2 separate regions of the Homo sapiens genome follow, and region 2 is linked to region 1. Evidence: read pairs that join two places in POLR2A ChIA-PET (ENCODE). Cell type or tissue: OCI-LY7. All regions are shown on one strand. Each heading gives the region's core, and the rest is flanking DNA. Links, peaks and the distances in the headings are about the cores only. Region 1 overlaps DMXL1-DT (DMXL1 divergent transcript). Region 2 overlaps HSD17B4 (hydroxysteroid 17-beta dehydrogenase 4).

Evidence for each region. ChIA-PET counts read pairs that join two places held together with the same protein. Peaks named below come from ENCODE experiments on the same cell type or tissue, not always from the same donor. Only the 100,000 strongest peaks of a DNase experiment are listed, where the experiment ranks them.
Region 2: POLR2A ChIA-PET joins it to region 1 with 5 read pairs; 3 of 35 experiments call an interaction of 5 or more read pairs at or near these places.

What each region holds. Positions count from the first base shown.
Region 1 is chr5:119,029,942-119,032,859 of GRCh38, reverse strand. All of the region lies in intron 1 of DMXL1-DT (DMXL1 divergent transcript), which reads left to right. Among named protein-coding and RNA genes, the nearest start is that of DMXL1-DT, 39 kb to the left of the region's middle. RefSeq lists an enhancer at 969-1,018. In OCI-LY7, for the core only: no CTCF peak of the experiment used is centred there; DNase peaks (open chromatin) are centred at 769 and 1,369; H3K4me3 peaks cover 2,106 bases; H3K27ac peaks cover 2,488 bases.
Region 2 is chr5:119,463,862-119,466,779 of GRCh38, reverse strand. The region is part of intron 2 of HSD17B4 (hydroxysteroid 17-beta dehydrogenase 4); the gene reads right to left. Among named protein-coding and RNA genes, the nearest start is that of HSD17B4, 13 kb to the right of the region's middle. In OCI-LY7, for the core only: no CTCF peak of the experiment used is centred there; no DNase peak of the experiment used is centred there.

The DNA of each region.
Region 1 (2,918 bases), core at 286-2,785:
GACTTGTTATGGTACTATGCTCTGTGCTGGAAACGTAGCGGTGAGTAAGGCAGCCCTGACTTCTCAGCTCTGCATAGGACCCACAGTAGGGTAGGGAATAAACACACACACACACACACACACACACACACAGTTGTGATGTGCTATGAAACAATTTGTCAGATACAATGAAAGCTTACATTAAGACAGTGTAAACTGTGGATCATGATCTATGAGTGGGTCATGAAATCTATCTAGTGGCTTAAGACCAGTATTTTTAACAAACTAAATAATAAAACATCCTAGTAAATCACAGATAATAAGGATAAGTATTCTTTTGTGAAACTTTTATTTCTGCTTACGTTGTCAGTGAATGAATATATAAATCCAGGGGCTTATAGAGTATGCTTTCAAGAGGAAAGATAGAAAATAAACAAGATAAATTAGTAAAATATAGAATATGTTATAAGATGACAAGAAGCTGAAAAAAGGCAAGGAAGGGGAGTATATAAAATGTGAAGGGTGGGGGTTAAAATTTTAAAAAGGGTAGCCAGAGAAGACTTATTTGGGAAAGCGCCTTGTGGTTAAAGATCTCAAAGAATTGAGGGAGTTAGCCATATGGATACTTGGAGGAGGAACATTCCAGGCAGAAGGAATAGTCAGTGCAAAGGCCCTGAGTGTGGCTGGCCCGTCTGAAGAGAAGCAAGGCCAATATGACTGAAGGGGAGTGAATGGGAGGACTAGCAGGTGACGAGGAAAGAGGGTGAGTCATGGTCAGTGGGGCAGATCATGTAAGGCTACGTGATTTGTAGTAGGCAGGGCCTTGGTTTTGACTCTGAGTGAGATGGGAAGCCATTGGATGGCATTGAGGAAAAGAGTGACGTCTGATTTATGTTTTAATAGGATCACTTTGGCTGCAGGATTGAGAATAGTTTTAAGGAAGGCAAAGGCAGAAACAGAATTACTAGAATGTAAACTCCATTAAAGCAAAGTTTTTATACGTTTTATTCACTTTGTATCCCTAGTGGTTTATAATAGTGACTGGCAGATAGAGATAATCATTTGTTTAAGAATGCATATTTGCATATGTGTGCACCAGATCATGATATGAAATATATTTCTTATGGTAGATCAAGGTCAAAAGGATTGAAAACCCCTGTCTTAAAACTGACCTAGTCTTGGATCTCAGGAAAGGGATTCTCTGGGAATTGACCTTTTTTAGGCTGAGATCTGAAGAATGAACAGGAGGATGTGGGGGTGTCAGAAAAAAGACTTTTTCAGAAGTTGTAAATTTGAGAATCATCAGCACATGCATAGCATTTGAAGCTCTCTGCAGGTGTTTTTGTGTGAAAGTAAGGAGCCAAATTAAAGCCATTGCTAACCGCCTCCACTTTCTGTTTCTTATTTTGTATGCTCATTTCCTGTAGCATTCGTCCTGTTGAAAAATAGTGTAGTCATTTATTTTTTAAAAAGTATAAATCTTGAAGGACGCTTCCTGTCTCACATCATAGTAATAGGAAAAGTCAGTGAATTTGAAATTCAAATTTAGTTTATTTAAATGAGTAAGAAGATTCACGGATATTTTAGGTATGCCACATTTTTTGAGGCTATATCTTTTTACCTCTGAGTCTGATTCAATTTTGAATACTCAGAATATGCTTCTTCTATACAAGTATTGGTATGAGTTATATCATCTGCTCAAGGGACTGGCAATGATTTTCTTTATTTTTTTTCTTTTGGGGACTTTTGGGAAGGCATGATTGTGTGTTGAAATGTGAGAATGACATGAGATTTGGGAGAGGCCATGGGTGGAATGATATGGTTTAGCTCTGTGTCTCCACAGGGCAAAATAGGGACAGCAAGTCCTGAAGGAGAGGAGGCTCATACTTACATATCTGAGATAAGAACTGTTCCAAGAACTTTCTAAAAATCCTTTCACTTCTTTCATACACCCTTTGATAAGATTTATCACAAGATGGCCGGGCACGGTGGCTCACGCTTATAATCCCAGCACTTTGGGAGGCTGAGGCGGGCTGATCACTTGAGGTCAGGAGTTTGAGACCAGCCTGGTCAATGTGGTGAAACCTCATCTCTACTAAAAATACAAAAATTAGCCAGGTGTGGTGGCATGTGCCTGTAATCCTAGCTACTCAGGAGGCTGAGGCAAGAGAATTACTCGAACCCAGGAGGTGAAGGTTGCAGTGAGCTCACTACAGCGCTACTGTATCCAGCCTGGGCGACAGAGTGAGACTCCATCTCAAAAAAACAAACAAACAAACAAAAAAACGCAAAAGATTTATCACAAGACATTCTTTAAGACTGCAGTGATTAAGTTGAGCTGTTCTTGGAAAAACATTTGCCCAGTAATGGCATTTCTATCAATGAACTAACAGCAACTCTGGCTTAGAAACTCCATGACCAATGAGCCATTTCTAAGCAGCTCATGTAAATATTTTTTGCTAATAAAGGCTCTCCTTACCCTTTCTTCACTGAATGCTCTGGTGATTTGCCATGTCATGCATTCCAGATTATAATCCTTATTTCTTTTCTTTTTTCTTTTTTTTTTTTGAGACGGAGTCTTGCACTGTTGCCAGGCTGGAGTGCAGTGGCTTGATCTCGGCTCACTGCAAGCTCCGCCTCCTGGGTTCGCGCCATTCTCCTGCCTCAGCCTCCCAAGTAGTTGTGACCACAGGCGCCCGCCACCACCCCCGGCTAATTTTTTGTACTTTTAGTAGAGACGGGGTTTCACCGTGTTAGCCAGGATGGTCTCGATCTCCTGACTTCGTGATCCGCCCACCTCGGCCTCCCAAAGTGCTGGGATTACAGGCACCCGGCCTATAATCCTTATTTCTATTTCCAAGTAGACTCAACATATTTAGAGATAATTTTCTCTAGCATCTTTTGACAAACTCGTGACCTAAACACCTCTCATTAGGCCC
Region 2 (2,918 bases), core at 219-2,718, 430 kb before region 1:
AAATTGAGACTAAAAAATTACAGAAGGTCACTGAAACAAAAAGTTGGTTTTTTGAAAAGATAAACAAAACTGACAATTCATTAGCTAGAATAAGAAAAAAAGAGAAAACACAAATAAAATCAGAAATGAAAAAAAGGCATTTACAACTGATACCACAGAAATAAAAAAGATCATTAACGACTACTACAACAACTCTACGCCAACAAACTGGAGGAAAACTGGACATAGACATATGACCTACTACCAAGATTCAACTCAGAAGAAATAGAAAATCTGAACAGGTCAATAACAAAGAACAAGATTGAAGCGGGTATAAAAAGTCTCCCAAGAAAGAAAAGAGCAGTAACAGACAGCTTCACTGCTGAATTTTACCAAACATTTAAAGAACTAATACAAATTCCTCTCAAACTATTTCAAAAAATTGAAGGGGGAGGGAACAGATTTCTTCCAAACTCATTCTATGAGGTGGGCATTATACTGATACCCAAACCAGACAAGGACAAAACAACAAAAAAAAGAAAACTGAAGTCCAATATCCCTGATGAACACAGTCACAAAAATCCTAAACAAAATACTAGCAAACTGAATCCAATTAGAAGATAATATATCACAATCAAGTGAGATTTAGCCAGAGATGTAACGATGGTTATGTGTATCAATAAATGTGATATCACATCAACAAAACAAAGGAGAAAAAAACCATCTGATCATCTCAAGAGAAAGCATGTGGTAACATTCAATATTCCTTCAGGATAAAAACTCTCAACAAATTAGGTACAGAAGGAATGTACCTCAATACAACAAAGGTCATATATTACAAACCTGCAGCTAACATCACACTCAACAGGGAACAGCTGAAAGCTTCTCCTCTAAAAACTGGAACAAAATAAAAATGCCCACTTTCACCGCTCTTATTCAACATAGTGCTGAAAGTACTAGCCAGGACAATTAGGCAAGAGAAAGAAACAAAGGGCATCCAAATTAAAAAGAAGGACATCAAACTGTTCCTGTTTACAGATGACACAATCCTACATATAGAAAAACCTAAAGACTCCATCAAAAAACTCTTAGAACTGATAAATGAATACAGTAAAGTTGCAGAATAGAAAATCAACATACAAAAATCAGTAGCATTTCTATACACCAATGTGTCAGGCTACTTCTGCATTGTTATAGGAAATACCTGAGGCTGGGTAATTTACAAAGAAAAGAGGTTTAATTGGAACATAGCTCTGTGGGCTGTACAGGCAGAGCTCCAGCATCTACTCCTCGTAAGGCCCTCAAGAAGCCTCCAATCATGGCAAAAGGCAAAGGGGGAGCAAGTGCATCACAATGGCAAGAGTGGCAGCAAGAGAGAGAAGGAGGTCCCAGACTGTTTTAAACAACCAGATCTCACATGAACTGAGTAAGAACTCACTTATCACCAATGGGTTGGTGTTAAGCCAATCACATTTCAACATGATTTGGAGGAGAAAAACATCCATACCATATAAACCAATACCAAACTAGCTGAAAAAGAAACCAGAAAGCAATCCCATTTACAATCACCAGAAAAATAAAATAAAGTACCTAGAAATAAATTAACCCATTCATGGATTGGAAGAATTAGTACTGTTAAGATGGCCATACCACCCAAAGTGATCTACAGGTTCAATGCAATCTCTATCAAAATGCCAGTGGCATTCTTTTTGCTGTTGTTCCTAGCCACTAGACAACCAGGGAACCAGTGATATTCTTCAAAGAAACAGAAAAAAAAAAAAATCCTAAAATTCACATGAAACCACAAAAGATCCCAAATAACCAAAGCAATACTGAGCAAAAAGAACAAAGCTGAAAGTATCACACTACTTGACTTCAAAATATACTATAAAGCTAGAGCTACCAAAGGCCGGGCGCGGTGGCTCACGCCTATAATCCCAGCACTTCAGGAGGCCAAGGCAGGCGGATCATGAGGTCAAAAGATCGAGACCATCCTGGCCAACATGGTGAAACCCCATCTCTATTAAAAAATATATAAAAATTAGCTGGGCGTGGTGGCGGGTGCCTGTAGTCCCAGCTACTCGGGAGGCTGAGGCAGGAGAATCACCTGAACCCAGGAGGTGAAGGTTGCAGTGAGCCGAGATCACACCATTGCACTCCAACCTGGGCGACAGAGCGAGATGCTGTCTCAAAAGAAGAAAAAAAAAAGCTATAGCTACTCAAACAGCAATGGTAGTGACATAAAAATAGATACATAGACCAATGGAACAGAATAGATAACACAGAAATAAATCCATGCATTTAAAACCAGTTGATTTTCTACAAAGGTGCCAAGAACATATGTGGGGGAAATGACAGTCTCTTCAATAAATGGTGCTGGGAAAACTGGATATCCATATGCAAAAGAATGAAAATAGACCCCTACCTCTCATCATATACAAAAATCAACACAAAATTTATTAAAAACCTAAACATAAGACCTGAAACTATGAAACTACTAGAAGAAAACATACGGGAAACACTTCAGGACATTGGTTTGGGCAAAGATTTTATAAATGAGACCTCGGAAGCATAGGCAACAAAAGCAAAAATAAACAAATGGGACTAGATCAAACTAAAAAGCTTCTGCACAGCAAAAAAACAATCAACAGTGAAGAGACAACTTGCAGAATGGGAGAAAATATTTGCAAACTATTCATCCAACAAGAGATTAATATCCAAAATACATAAAAAACTCAACACCAAAAATAAAAAATAAATAATCCTAATAAATAAATAATAAACAGTATATTTTTAAAATGGCAAATGAACTGAATAGGCATTTCTCAATGGCCAGGTGCAGTGGCTCACGCCTGTAATCCCCGCACTTTGGGAGGCCAAGGCAGGCGGATCATTTGAGATGAGGAGTTTGAGACCAGCCTGGCCAACATGGTGAAACC